2 separate regions of the Homo sapiens genome follow, and region 2 is linked to region 1. The links are chromatin contacts, found by Hi-C or POLR2A ChIA-PET in ENCODE. All regions are on one chromosome and are shown on one strand. Each heading gives the region's core, a stretch centred on a gene start or an enhancer-like site at or near the end of the contact. The rest is flanking DNA. Distances are from core to core; before and after follow the strand shown.

Evidence for each region. A loop is a pair of places that touch in the nucleus more often than their neighbours do. ChIA-PET counts read pairs that join two places held with the same protein, here RNA polymerase II (POLR2A). Pooled maps may share reads with other maps.
Region 2: a pooled map shows a loop between it and region 1 (2.6-fold over the local background). The contact joins the enhancer-like site here to the promoter of SAT2 in region 1. A Hi-C loop is called at or near these places in 1 of 168 maps with a recorded cell type or tissue (sigmoid colon) and 1 of 50 pooled maps. POLR2A ChIA-PET finds 5 or more read pairs at or near these places in 2 of 52 experiments (H1 and activated B cell).

The regions. Positions count from the first base shown.
Region 1 is chr17:7,622,326-7,629,101 of GRCh38, forward strand. SAT2 (spermidine/spermine N1-acetyltransferase family member 2) reads right to left here and starts at 5,496. Exons shown (of 6, transcript NM_133491.5): 1 at 5,245-5,496; 2 at 5,038-5,089; 3 at 4,818-4,901; 4 at 4,618-4,719; 5 at 4,428-4,468; 6 at 3,909-4,289. The coding sequence starts at 5,310. The coding sequence ends at 4,122. It also overlaps a transcript of SHBG not described here. RefSeq lists enhancers at 4,875-4,924, 5,405-5,484 and a silencer at 5,135-5,194.
Region 2 is chr17:8,089,682-8,096,223 of GRCh38, forward strand. It overlaps ALOXE3 (arachidonate epidermal lipoxygenase 3), which reads right to left. Exons shown (of 16, transcript NM_021628.3): 16 at 6,219-6,542. Among named protein-coding and RNA genes, the nearest start is that of MIR4314, 4.9 kb to the left of the region's middle. RefSeq lists a silencer at 4,238-4,317. Within about 2 kb of position 1,538, at least 2 of the 41 ENCODE cell types and tissues checked have a DNase peak (open chromatin) inside an H3K27ac peak, as active enhancers do.

The DNA of each region.
Region 1 (6,776 bases), core at 4,246-6,745:
GCAGTGGCTCAATCTTGTCTCACTGCAACCTCCACCTCCCGGGTTCAAGCAATTCTGCTGCCTCAGCCTCCCAAGTAGCTGGGATTACAGGTGCCCACCACCACGCCCAGCTAATTTTTGTATTTTTAGTAGAGACAGGGTTTCACCATGTTGACCAGGCTGGTCTGGAACTCCTGACATCAGGTGATCTGCCCACCTTGGCCTCCCAAAGTGCTGGGATTACAGGCGTGAGCCACTGCGCCTGGCCTGGCCAGGATCATTTTATAGATGGCTAATGAAGTGATGAATGGGCTGGAGCCCAAGGATGTAGACATGGGGGTGGTTGTGAAAATGGAGTGATACTGGAGTGCAAAGATATTCTATGAATATTAGTAAGATCTGGGACCAAGGTGAGGGTAATAACATTAAAAATGTAAACCCTGGGCTGGGCACGGTGGCTCACGCCTGTAATCCCAGTACTTTGGGAGGCCGAGGTGGTCAGATCATTAGGTCAGGAGATCGAGACCATCCTGACTAACACAGTGAAACCCCGTCTCAACTAAAAATACAAAAAAAAAAAAAATTAGCTGGGCGTGGTGGCAGGCGCCTGTGGTCCCAGCTACTTGGGAGGCTGAGGGAGGAGAATGGCACGAACCTGAGAGGCAGAGCTTGCAGTGAGCCGAGATCGCGCCACTGCACTCCAGCCTAGGCGAAAGAGCGAGACTCCGTCTCAAAAAAAAAAAAAAAGTAAACTCTGAAAACCAAAGACAAAACAAGATGGGGGCAAGATAAATTTTGGAAGTATTGGCCGGGCACAGTGGCTCACGCCTGCAATCCCAGCACTTTTGGAGGCCGAGGTGGGCAGATCACCTGAGGTCAGAATTGGAGACCAGCCTGACCAACATGGAGAAACCTCATCTCTACTAGAAACACAAAATTAGCCAGGCGTAGTGGCGCATGCCTGTAATCCCAGCTACTCAGGAGGCTGAGGCAGGAGAACTGCTTGGACCCAGGAGGTGGAGGTTGCAGTGAGTGAGATCGTGCCATTTCACTCCAACCTGGGCAACAAGAGTGAAACTCCATCTCAAACAAACAAACAAAATTTTGGAAGTATTAAGTTTCCTAGTTTATACTCTTTTATCTTCTGCATTAGTGATTAAAGTTTGTTTTTTGAGACAGGGCTTTGCTCTGTCACCCAGGCTAGAGTGCATTGACAGGTTCTCAGTTCACTGTAGCCTCAACCTCCCAGGCTCAAGCCGTCCTCCCATCTCAGCCCCCCAGTAGCTGGGACTACAGGCATTTGCCACCAAGCTCGGCTAATGTTTTTGTATTTTTTGCAGTGACCGGGTTTTGCCCTGTTGCCCAGGTTAGTCTTGAACTCTTGGACTCTATTGATCTACCCACCTTGGTTTTCCAAAATGCTGGGATTATAGGCGTGAGCCACTGTACCCAACCTATTATTTTTTTTTTGTTTTGAGACAAGGTCTCACTCTGTCACTCAGGCTGGAGTGTGGTGGCACAAACGTGACTCACTTCAGCCTCGACCTCTAGGGTTCAGGTGATCCTCCCACCTCAGCCTCCTGAGTAGTTGGGACTACAGGCATTTGTTACTGACCTGGGCAAATTTTATTTATTTAGTTTTTGTTTTCTTTGGGTTTGTTTGTTTGTTTTAGACAGAGTCTTGCTCTGTCGCCCAGAGTGCAGTAGTGCAATCTCGGCTCACTGCAAACTCCACCTCCTAGGTTCAAGTGATTCTCCTGCCTCAGCCTCCTAAGTAGCTGGGATTACAGGCTTGCACCACCAAGACCAGCTAATTTTTGTATTTTTAGTAGAAACAGGGTTTCACCCTGTTCGCCAGGCTGGTCTCAAACTCCTGACCTCCAGTGATCCACCCGCCTTGGCCTCCCAAAGTGTTAGGATACAGACGTGAGCCACCACGCCTGGCCATTTTCTTTTTTTTTGAGACAGAGTCTCCATCTGTCACCCAGGCTGGAGTGCGGTGGCACAATCTCAGCTCACTGCAACCTCTGCCACCTGGGTTCAAGCGATTCTCATGCCTCAACCTCCCAGGTAGCTGGAATTACATGGGTGCCACCACACCCAGCTAATTTTTGTATTTTTAGTTGAGATGGGATTTCACCATGTTGGCCAGGCTGGTCTCGAACTCCTGACCTCAAGTGATCTGCCTGCCTCCCAAAGTGCTGGGATTATAAGGATGAACCACTGCACCCGGCCTAATTTTGTAGAGATGTGGTCTTGCCCATGTTGCCTAGGCTGGTCTTGAACTCCTGGGCTCAAGTGATCCTCCACCCTCAACCTCTCAAAGTGTTGAGATTTTTGTTGTTGCTGTTTTGTTTTTGTTTTTGAGACTGGGTATGGCTCTGTCACTCAGGCTGGAGTCCAGTGGCATGATCTCGGCTCACTGCAACCTCCACTTCCTGGGATCAAGCGATTCTCATGCCTCAGCCTCCCCAGTAGCTGGGCCTAGAGGAGCATGCCATTGCGTGCTGGCTTTTTTTGTATTGTTTGTAGAGACGAGACTTTGCTTTCCTATGTTGGCCAGGCTGCTCTTGAACTCCTGGGCTCAAGCAATTTGCCGGCCTCCCAAAATCCAAAATGCTGGGATTACAGGCGTGAGCTTTTTTTTTTTTTTTTTTTTTTGGAGATGGAGTTTTGCTCTTGTTGCCCAGGCTGGAGTGCAGTGGCATGATCTTGACTCACTGCAACCTCCATCTCCCAGGTTCAAGCGATTCTCCTGCCTCAGCCTCCTGAGTAGCTGGGATTACAGGCGCCTGCCACCACGCCTGGCTAATTTTGTATTTTTAGTAGAGATGGGGTTTTGCTGTGTTGGTCAGGCTGCTCTTGAACTCCTGACCTCAGATGATCGACCCGCCTCGGCCTCCCAAACTGCTGGGATCACAGGCATAAGCCACTGAGCCCGGCCAGGCATGAGCTTTTGTAGGGCATACCAGATTGAAAATGAAGACTGTCAGGCCAGGCGTGGTGGCTCACGCCTGTAATCTCAGCACTTTGGGAGGCAAGGTGGGTGGATCACGAGGTCAGGAGATCGAGACCATCCTGGCTAACACGGTGAAACCCCGTCTCTACTAAAAATACAAAAACTTAGCCGGGCGTGGTGGCGGGGGCCTGTAGTCCCAGCTGTTCAGGAGGCTGAGGCAGGAGAATGGTGAGAACCCAAGAGGCAAAGCTTGCAGTGAGCCAAGATCTCACCACTGCCCTCCAGCCTGGGTGACAGAGCGAGACTCTGTCTCAAAAAAAATAAAAAGAAAAAGAAAAGACTGTGGGCTGGGCGCGGTGGCTCACACCTGTAATCCCAGCACTTTGGGGGGCCGAGGCAGTCGGACTACCTGAGGTCAGGAATTTGAGACCAGCCTGGCCAACAAGGTGAAACCCCGTCTCTACTAAAAATACGAAAATTAGCCGCATGTGGTAGCAGGCGCCTGTAATCCCAGCTACTCGGGAGTCTGAGGCAGGAGAATCACTTGAACCCGGGAGGCGGATGTTGCAGTGAGCCAAGATCAAACCTTTGCACTCCTTGCACTCTGGCCTGAGGACAACAGCAAGACTTGATCTCAAAAAAAAAAAAAAAGACTTTGGACTGGGTGCAGTGGCTCACACCAGTAATCCCAGCACTTTTCGAGGCCGAGGCGGACGGATCACGAGATCAGGAGTTGGAGACCAGCCTGGCCAGTATGGTGAAACACCGTCTCTACTAAAAATTAGCCGGGCATGGTGGTGCGCACCCGTAGTCCCAGCTACTCGGGAGGCTGAGGCAGGATAATTGCTTGAACCCGTGAGGCAGAGGTTGCAGTGAGCGGAGTTCGCACCACTGCACTCCAGCGTGCGCGACAGAGACTCTGTCTCAAAAAAAAAAAAAAAAAGAAATAAAAGAAAGACCCAACACCACATCAGGACATGTAATTCTTATTTATTTTTCACCCTCAACAAGGAAGAAAGGTCTCTCCCTCAATTCTGCTCTTCCAATACTTGAGGATAGGCACCCCTAACCCTCCTTCCTCCAGGGAGGCCTCAGCATCAGTGTCTGTGGACGTAGTCTCTGAAGAGTGCTTCAGCTGATGGGGAAGGAGAAACTCAAGACAGAGATCCTCCTAGGGATGGCGTCACTTTCCTGCCAACTTTCTCGTTGCCTCTCCTTGAAAGCAGAAGAAGTGCCAGCCCTCAGCTTCCGTCAGATCTTGGGCTCCTAGGGCCTTGTACAAGTCCATGGCCCTCTGGTTCCAGTCCAGGACGGCCAGGCGGAATTGGGAGCAGCCCTTATCCAAGGCCACCTGTGGGAGAAGACAACACTAACTTTTCTGGGGTCAAAAAAGAAAAAGGTTTTCTCACTCCCTCTTTCAACCCGGGTCCCCCCTCCATATACCCTTGCTTCTTCAGGTCCTCACTTGTCGCCCCACCCATCTCCTCACCTCAGCCACCTTTTTGATTATTTTGGAACCAATCCCTTGACCTGTTGTGGAGAGAAAGAGGCAAAAAATAGCTATTGTTTGAGCTGAAGGGGATCAGAAAATGACACCGGCTGGGCTCTGGGGACAGGGGATAACAGTGGGGTCTGTGGGGTGCTTTGCTCCCACCCCAGCCTCAGCTTCTGCCCAGTACCCCGATATTCCGGCATCACATAGATATCCTCCAGATAAATGGTGCGTCCCTTCCATGTACTGTAGATGAAATAGTATATCCCATAGCCCACCACGCAGGGCCCTGAGAGAGAGAAAAGGGGAGTAAGGCTTCTGGAAGCCTGTGGGGAGACCTCTGAGGCCGGCTGGAGAGGTGGACTTCTAAGGGCCAGGTGCTCTTACCCAGTAGCTTCCCGGGCGCTGGAAGAATCTCTGCTACCAAACAGTGATAGAAAGGATTGTCTCCAAAGCCATCTGCTCTCAGGGCTGCCGAGATTGGAGTTGTGACAAAGAGATAGAGAAAGAGGACGTGGGTGTATGCCCAGCCTGGAGCTGTCGCCTGGGGAACCCATCCCTCATTTCCTCCCCAGCCTCCGCCAGAACCTGGGCGCTGAGCCCCCACCTTCTTCACTGATCTTCACCTGATCCGAGAGTTTTTCGAATTCGGCTAGCTCCTAAGGCGTGGGTACGGAAGCTAGATTAGAGCAGAAGGGCCCCGCTGCTCCCCGAGCAGGTTCCCAAGGCGAGCCCCTCCCCCTGCCCCCGCCTCCTACGACCCCGCTCTGGCCGCGCCACTCTGACCCCCGGGTTACCGGCCTGCAGTCTTCACCCGAATCAGCCTCAGGATATCTCCACAGTCTCCCTCCTTGGCCTCTCGGATCCGCACGGAAGCCATCCGGATCCCCGCTGTCTGGGACCAAAGTCCCAGGGCCTCGCAAACGGCAACTAGACCCCTTAAAGGGCCTACGGACTTGGATCCTGAAGAGCCTGAGAGAGCGGGGTGGCGGGAGTCGGGGGGGACGGCGGGGTAGCCGCGGCCTGGTAAGTGGAGCTGGGATTCCGGCGCCGTACGGGAGGAGAGAGTAGGCCAGCGAGGCGATCCTCTGTCCGGGCATAGCCCCACCCCCTCGAATTCTGTCGCAGCAGGGGGCACAACTGTCAGCCAATCAGCTTGGAGAACAGGCACGGCCGCGTCCCCCCCAAGCCCCACCCCCGACAGCTGGATCTTGTGACTGGGCTCCTGGGTAGAGTTCAAGGTTGGAGTGAAGCGGCTTCCTTGCGGTTGTGTGGGTGTCCCAACCTGGGTCGAGATACCCCGCGGTTCAAAGGCTCCCCCGCAGTGCTTTTTAAATTGACATATGCAGTGATAACCTGCTTTAGCCTCAGGCTCACTCACCCGCCCAGACCCTGGGTAAGCCTTAAGACCCTCAGCTCTGAAAGCTGTTTCCTGCAGCTCTTGAGTAGCATGAAGTGTTACCTCTTGGGGGCATTTGCATTTTTTAAATGTTTTATTTTTATATTTATTTATTTATTTATTTTTGGAGATGGTGTATTGCTTTGTCGCCCAGGCTGGGGTGTAGTGGCGCGATCTCTGCTCACTGCAGCCTCCACCTCCCGAGTTCAAGCGATCCTCCTGTCTCAGCCTCCGGAGTAGCTGGAACTACAGTCGCGCACCGGCACGCCCGGCTAATTTTTTTTTCTTTTTTCTTCTCTTTTTTTTTGTTTTAACGGATTCTCACTCTGTCACTCAGGCTGGAGTGCAGTGGCGCGATCTCGGCTCACTGCAACCTCTCCCTCCTGGGTTCAAGCGATTCTCCTGCCTCACCCTCGGAGTAGCTGGGATTACAGGCATGGGCAACCATACCTGGCTAATTTTTGTATTTTTAGTAGAGACGGGGTTTCACTATGTTGGCCAGGCTGGTCTGGAACTCCTGACCTCAAGTGATCTGCCCGCCTCAGCCTTCTAAAGTGCTGGGATTACAGATGTGACCCACCAAGCCCGGTCTGTCATTTGCATTTTAAAATGGGTCATGGGGTGGGCACAGTGGCTCACACCTGTAATCCCAGCATTTTGGGAGGCAGAGGCAGGCGGATCACCTGAGATCAGGAATTTGAGACCAGCCTGACCAACATGGTGAAACCCCGTCTCTACTAAAAATACAAAAATTAGACAGGTGTGGTGGCGCATGCCTTTACTCCCAGCTACTCGGGAGGCTGAGACAGGAGAATCGCTTGAACCTGGGAGGTGGAGGTTACAGTGAGCCGAGATCGTGCCATTGCACTCCAGCCTGGGCAACAAAAGCGAAACTCCATCTCAAAATAAATAAATAAAATAAAATGCGTCAGGGAGGGTCGGGCCTT
Region 2 (6,542 bases), core at 288-2,787, 460 kb after region 1:
GGGTCGAAACTGCAATTCAGGTTTAGGTTAGAGACACAGATGTGGCTGGAGTTGGGGATTGAAATGATCTTTTCCAGACCCAAATCTGTTCACATCACTCTCTATGTTCCCTCCTCCCAACCCTGATCAAGCCTGGCAGTGGCTCCTCTTTACCTTTGGGACAGTGACACCATCCCCTCCCGTGGCCCCCACGGCCTGCCTGATTGGCTTCACCCCTCACATTCCCCTTTGCTCTCTTCTGTCTGGGACCACGTGCCTTTCATTCATTCATCAACAGACACTGGCCGAACCCCTACTGTGTGTTCAGCGCTGTGTCAGGTCCTGAAAATACAATGCGATCAAAGCAAACCCCTGCACCCATGGAGCTTGCCTTCAAGTGAGGGAAGCAGACAATATTACCTAGTAACCAAATACATTAAATAGTATGTTAAATAGTGATAAGTGCTGAAGAGAAAAGAGAGAACAGGGAAGGATAATATAAAAAATAGAGGAGTGCCGGGCATGGTGGCTCATGCCTGTAATCCCAGCACTTTGGGAGGCTGAGGTGGGCGGATCACCTGAGGTCAGGAGTTCGGGACCAGCCTGACCAACATGGAGTAACCCCGTCTCTACTAAAAATAAAAATTAGCCGGGCATGGTGGCGCATGCCTGTAATCCCAGCTACTCGGGGGCTGAGGCAGGAGAATAGCTTGAACCCAGGAAGCAGAGGTTGCAGTGAGCCAAGGTCATGCCATTGCTATCAAGCCTGGGCAACAAAAGCGAAAATCCATCTCAGAAAAAAGAAAAGGAGGATATTTTAGATACAGAGTGGCCAAGGAGGGCTCCTTGGGAAGAAGACTTTTGAGTAAAGACCTGAAGGAAGTGAAGTCAGCTCGTCACCATCCCAGGGCCTTGGCACATGCTGTTCCCTCTCTACCTCTCAAACTGAGGTCACGTTTCCTCTTCCTCCTGATCTTAGCTCAATAATTGCTTTTTCCAGGAAAGCCAAATTTCACTATACATGGCTCTCACAGCACTATAGCTAACATCTTTGATTGATGTCTGTTTTCTCTAATAAATTAGTCCATACTTTTTTTTGGTTTTGTCCCCATCTCCTGGTGTCATACTTGGTACCTGGGAGACACCGAAAACATAGTTGAATGGGTTAATGACAAGGACAAGGTCAGGGCTGGGGATTGAATCGATGATGGCTTTGGAGTTATGGTGAAGATCCGAAGAGAGCTGACTTGGGCTCAGGGTGAGAGAAGGGGCAAGGCGTGGTGTAGGGGAGGGAAAGGGGTTGGGTGGGGAGGGAGGGAGGAGAGGGGAGAAGGCTGAGGATGAGGGTTGTGCCCAGCTCTGGGTGGCAGGGCTGGCTGTCCTGGGCTGCAGACAGAAGCCGTCCAGCTGGATCTCCCCCCTGGGATCTCCCTCCTCAACCACCTCGATGACTCTTGGAGGATGCTGGGAGCCTGAAGATGCAAATCTTAAGATGCAAATTCCATGCAAATTCTCCCAGCTTCCTCTTTCTAATCTCTCCCCTTTGCCCTGTGTCCCCAGGGGGCTGCTGAGGCTTGGTGAGAAGCAGGGCAGTGGACTGGGCAAACTGAGTCATATCCTGCTACCAATAGGTCTCCTCCAACCCAAATCCCAGGGTGGCCCTGGGTTTGCTCAGGGCTCCAGTGTGGAGTGGGAATTAGGTTCCTGAGGGAGACGGAGATGGAGGCAGGGATGCTGAGGATGTCAATGTGGCTGGGGCAGGGACAGGGACGGGATCAGGCATGAGGATGTAGATGGGGCACTCCCCAGCTATGACCAAAACGTAGACGCGTGACTCTTGATAGGTGCTCATTGGGCTGAAGAACTGGTTCTCCTGGACCAGGGGCGGGAGCCAGTGAGGAGGAGAGGTTTCTGGGAAGGATTCACACTCACTGGGGTTGCTAACTAGGGGCCATCCACACAGGAAGCTGAGTTCTCACTGCTGGGGTATCCCCCGTGCCTGACCCCACCCCAAGCCCTGCAAGGCAAGGAGCAACTAACTCCTGGGGACCCACTCTCCTAAGACACAGAGAAAGAAAAATCAAATCACGCCACTCCCCTGCTTAAAGTTCACCAGAGCTTAAAATGGGGTTGTCCGTAGAAATGAATCCAAGGGCCAGGCGCGGTGGCTCATGCCCATAATCCCAGCACTTTGGGAGGCCAACACAGGCGGATCATGAGGTCGGGAGTTCAAGACCAGCCTGACCAACATGGTAAAACCCCGTCTCTACTAAAAATACAAAAATTAGCCGGGCGTTGTGGCACGCGCCTGTAATCCCAGCTATTCAGGAGGCTGAGACGGGAGAATCGCTTGAACAGGGGAGGTGGAGATTGCAGTAAGCCAAGATAGCGCCACTGCACTCCAGCCTGGGCAATAGAGAGAGACTCCGTCTCAAAAAAAAAAAAAAAGAAAGAAAGAAAGAAAGAAAAGAGACGAATCCAAGGACTTATCATGTCTACAAGACCATGCCTTCCCGACACCTTTTTCCAGCCACTCTGGCCTTCTTGCTGTACCCAGAACATGTGTCCTTCAGGACCCTTGCATTTGCCATTCCTGGGTTTGTAATACCCTTCCCCCAAGCTGTTCAAGCTGTTTCAACCAAGCTGTTCAAGCTGTTTCAAGAGTGGTTTTGTTTGTTTGTTTGTTTGTTTGTTTGTTTTGAGACGGTGTCTCACTCTGTCACCTAGGCTGGAGTGCAGTGGTGCAATCTCAGCTCACTGCAACCTCCACCTCTCAGGCTCAAGCGATCCTCCCACCTTGGTCTCCCGAGTAGCTGGGACCACAGGCGTAGTCCACCTGGCTAATTTTTTGTATCTTTTGGTAGAGATGGGATTTTGCCACGTGGCCGGGACTGGTCTCAAACTCCTGAGCTCAAGCGATTTGCCTGTCTCAGCCTCCCAAAGTGCTGGGATTACAGGAGTGAGCCACCGCACCCGACCCTAAGCGTGTGTTGTTCATGTCATCCAGGTCTCAACTCTAGTGTCACCTCCTCAGAGTCCCTCCCTGACCACCGTCCCTCATGTTTCCCCGCCCTCCGCCCTCCATCATGCTACCCTGCCACCTGGTTGTATCTCCAACTGCACTTGCCACCGCCCAAAAGGATCTTTATCTGTTTATTGATGCGTTTATTGTCTGTCTCTCCAGCACCCATAAGAAGGGTGAAAGAAGGGGTTGTGCCTGGGGAGCTCACAGCTGCTCTCCCAAAATCTAGAACAGCATCTAGGCAGACAAGAGCCACGAAGCAAAGCGATGCTAGGATGTCAACGCTGGAAAGGGCTTTTCAGGTCTTCTCGTCCCACTCATGTATCTGACAGGTTGGGACCACTGAGGCCGAGGGACTTGCTCAAGATCAGCTGGGGAAGGAGGCTGGTGTGCTTCCCATTATACCAGTTGACCTTTTAGACTGACCAAAAAACAGTGGAGGGCAGAGTGTAAGCTGAGGGGAGCTCCTGACCTCACAGGGCTCCAGAAACTTGATGTGAGCCTCCTCCCCATGTCCTGTCCCCAGAGTCAGGGCAGGACATCCTAAGTGTACCAGGTGTGTCTGCCCAATAAATCTCTTTCCAAGCTGCCTTTCTGGAAAACCAGATTCCAATGACCCGCCCTGGTCCCTCCCTCTCCGGCTCAGGGGCATTTTTCAGGATAGGCATGCCTACTAATGCTGCCTTTGTGGAGGCCCAAGGAGTGTTCATCCTCTTGGGGGACAGGGTGCCTGAGCATGCCCATGCCCTTTTCACTGCTGCTTCCAACCCCAGGGTCAAAGGGGCCTGCACTGCGCACCCAACAATAATACTGGCAGCTGTCACTTACTGAGGAGCTATCACGTCTCTGTCATTGAATCAGATCCTTTGCATACACCATTTTAAAATATGAAACAGGCCAGGCGCGGTGGCTCACGCCTATAATCCCAGCACTTTGGGAGGCCGAGGTGGGTGGATCGCCTGAGGTTGGGAGTTTGAGACCAGCCTGACCAACATGGAGAAACCCCGTCTCTACTAAAAATACAAAATTAGCCGGGGTGGTGTGGTGGTGCATGCCTGTAATCCCAGCTACTCGGGAGGCTGAGGCAGGAGAATCACTTGAACCCGGGAGGCGGAGGTTGCGGTGAGCCGAGATCGTGCCATTGTACTCCAGTCTGGGCAACAAGAGCGAAAATCCGTCTCAAAGAATAATAAATAAATAAATAAATAAATAAATAAATAAATAAATAAATAAATAAAACAAATACATAGCTCTATTTAAAATGCTTGGCAGCCAGGCGCAAGGTCAAAGGGGCCTGCACTGCGCACCTAGCCTCAGCCTCACCCTCACCCCTGGTGGCCACAAGGGGGCGCCCCTGAGTATTTCTTAGTCCTTTGATTTGTTCTACAGTGAACAAAACTGGTGATTTGGGATAAGTCCTTAGGTTGCAATCTGCATGTGAGATATCTGCAAACACACCTCTTTAGCACAGTGGTATGAGGATCCTCTTCTCCAAGGATCACAGATGCAGAAAGTGAAAATTCAACAGCCAAAGACAGCCTTCCCCAACACACACACAGACACACACACACACACACACGCGCGCGCGCGAGCAAAGGGAGAAGTGGTTTGGTTGACAACAGAGAAGATTCTTGGGCTGGGATGTAATGGGACAGTTGGCCGCCCCAGAATTTCAATATGCCAGGGCTTTGGGATGGCAATTTAGTTAGGGAGGAAATGTGGTTAGGCGTGGAGCTCTTCGTGGAGCTGCGGTTGTACTGAAAACACATGTTGTTTTCTTTTCTTTTCTTTTCTTTTCTTTGAGATGGAGTCTCTGTCACCAGGCTGGAGTGCAGTGGCACGATCTCGGCTCACTGCAATCTTCGCTTCCCAGGTTCAAGCAATTCTCCTGCCTCAGCGTCCGGAGTAGCTGGAACTACAGGCGCACACCACCACACCCAGCTAATTTTTGTATTTTTAGTAGAGACAGGGTTTCACCATGTTGGCCAGGATGGTCTCGCTCTCTTGACCTCATGATCCACCCGCCTCAGCCTCCCAAAGTGCTGGGATTACAGGCGTGAGCCACCGCGCCTGGCTGTATATTTCTTAGATGATTTAAGATATTTCTTAGATTCTTAGATGATTTCTTTGTTTTCTTAGACAATGGCAGCCCCAGCCAAGGCAGCCTGTGGATCCCCACTAACTCCAGGAACGAACACTGACCATGGTCTGCACTGGGGCTGAGACACACTGCAGCCCGCAAAGCCCCCAGCCACGTGAAGCTCTGGGTGGGTCGCCTATTACGTTGACACTAAAACCATCTGATCCCCCTACCACGGGCACCACAGGGATGGGGGAGCAGTTACCCTGTCATTGTCCAAAGACACTGTGATCCCGCCAGAGAGAGGCCATGACCAGGGTTGGGTCAGGCACAGAATTTGACTCAGGTGGCAGAGGAAGGAAGGAAGGTGGGCTGGATCTGAGGTCTGGGGAAGCAGAAAACCAGGGTGTTGGGCGGCTGTGGATTAAGAAGACCGGGGAGACTGACTTGAGGCTGCACAGATCTCTATGTTTAAGGGCTGTGGGGCTGGAAGGGAGAAAATCAGACTCCCCATATTACCAGCCATGTGGCCAGGATCAACTAGACTATACCACAGTAACAACCCCCAAATTCCAGTGGCTTCACCTGACAAGTTTATTTCTCACTCAGTCCATGTCTGGCTCAGTCAGCGGGGGCCTCTTCTACAGTCCCTTGGACACACAAGCAAGTGCCATCTCAACATGTGCTTCCGGAAGGGAGAGGCAGAGAGAAGGAAATCAGGGGTCTCCGTGTGGCCTGGAGACGATCCTCATCCCTTCTGCTCCCAACTCAACCAAAACTCATCCTGTGACTGTACCCATCCACAAGAGGGCCAGAGGCTGAGCCTTCCATGTGTCCAGGAGGAGAACTGGATTTCGGTGGCAACGTTAACAATTACCCAGACTCTGAGGCTTCACAAAATACTCACTATTCCACTTCTCAGTCCCCTGAATCCAGACATTCCCTCACCTCCTGATGATGCACTCTGGAAGGTGAGGGCAGGAATATATGGCTTGGCTGGATAGTGCGTTGAGCCGGGACACTTCTGTCTCCAGAATAGATGATCCACGGATCCACTGCTGCCCCTCACTGCAATCCCCTGGCACCCCCAACCTCACCCACCCATACACACACACACATCAAAGCAGCAAAACAAAATGAGAGCCAAATATTTTGGTTTTTATTGAACTCACTGGGCTCAAGGACAGAAAGAAAAAAATGGGATGAAAGGGAGTGGGATGAAAGGGGAGTTGGATGAAATCTTTGGAGAAAGACAGATCTCCACAAACACCCCAGGCCTGGGAACCTGTTCCTGAGAACAGCCGTTAGGGGTCCAGGCAAGCTGCCCTCCAATTCTTCCCCTCCCCTTAAAGGTGCTAGGGACAAAGGGGACCACATGTTAGACCCAGGCACACAGTCCTTCTGTGCCCAGTTTCCAGGCTTTTCCAGAGAAGGAAGCTGGGCTGGTGGCTCTAGGCTTGG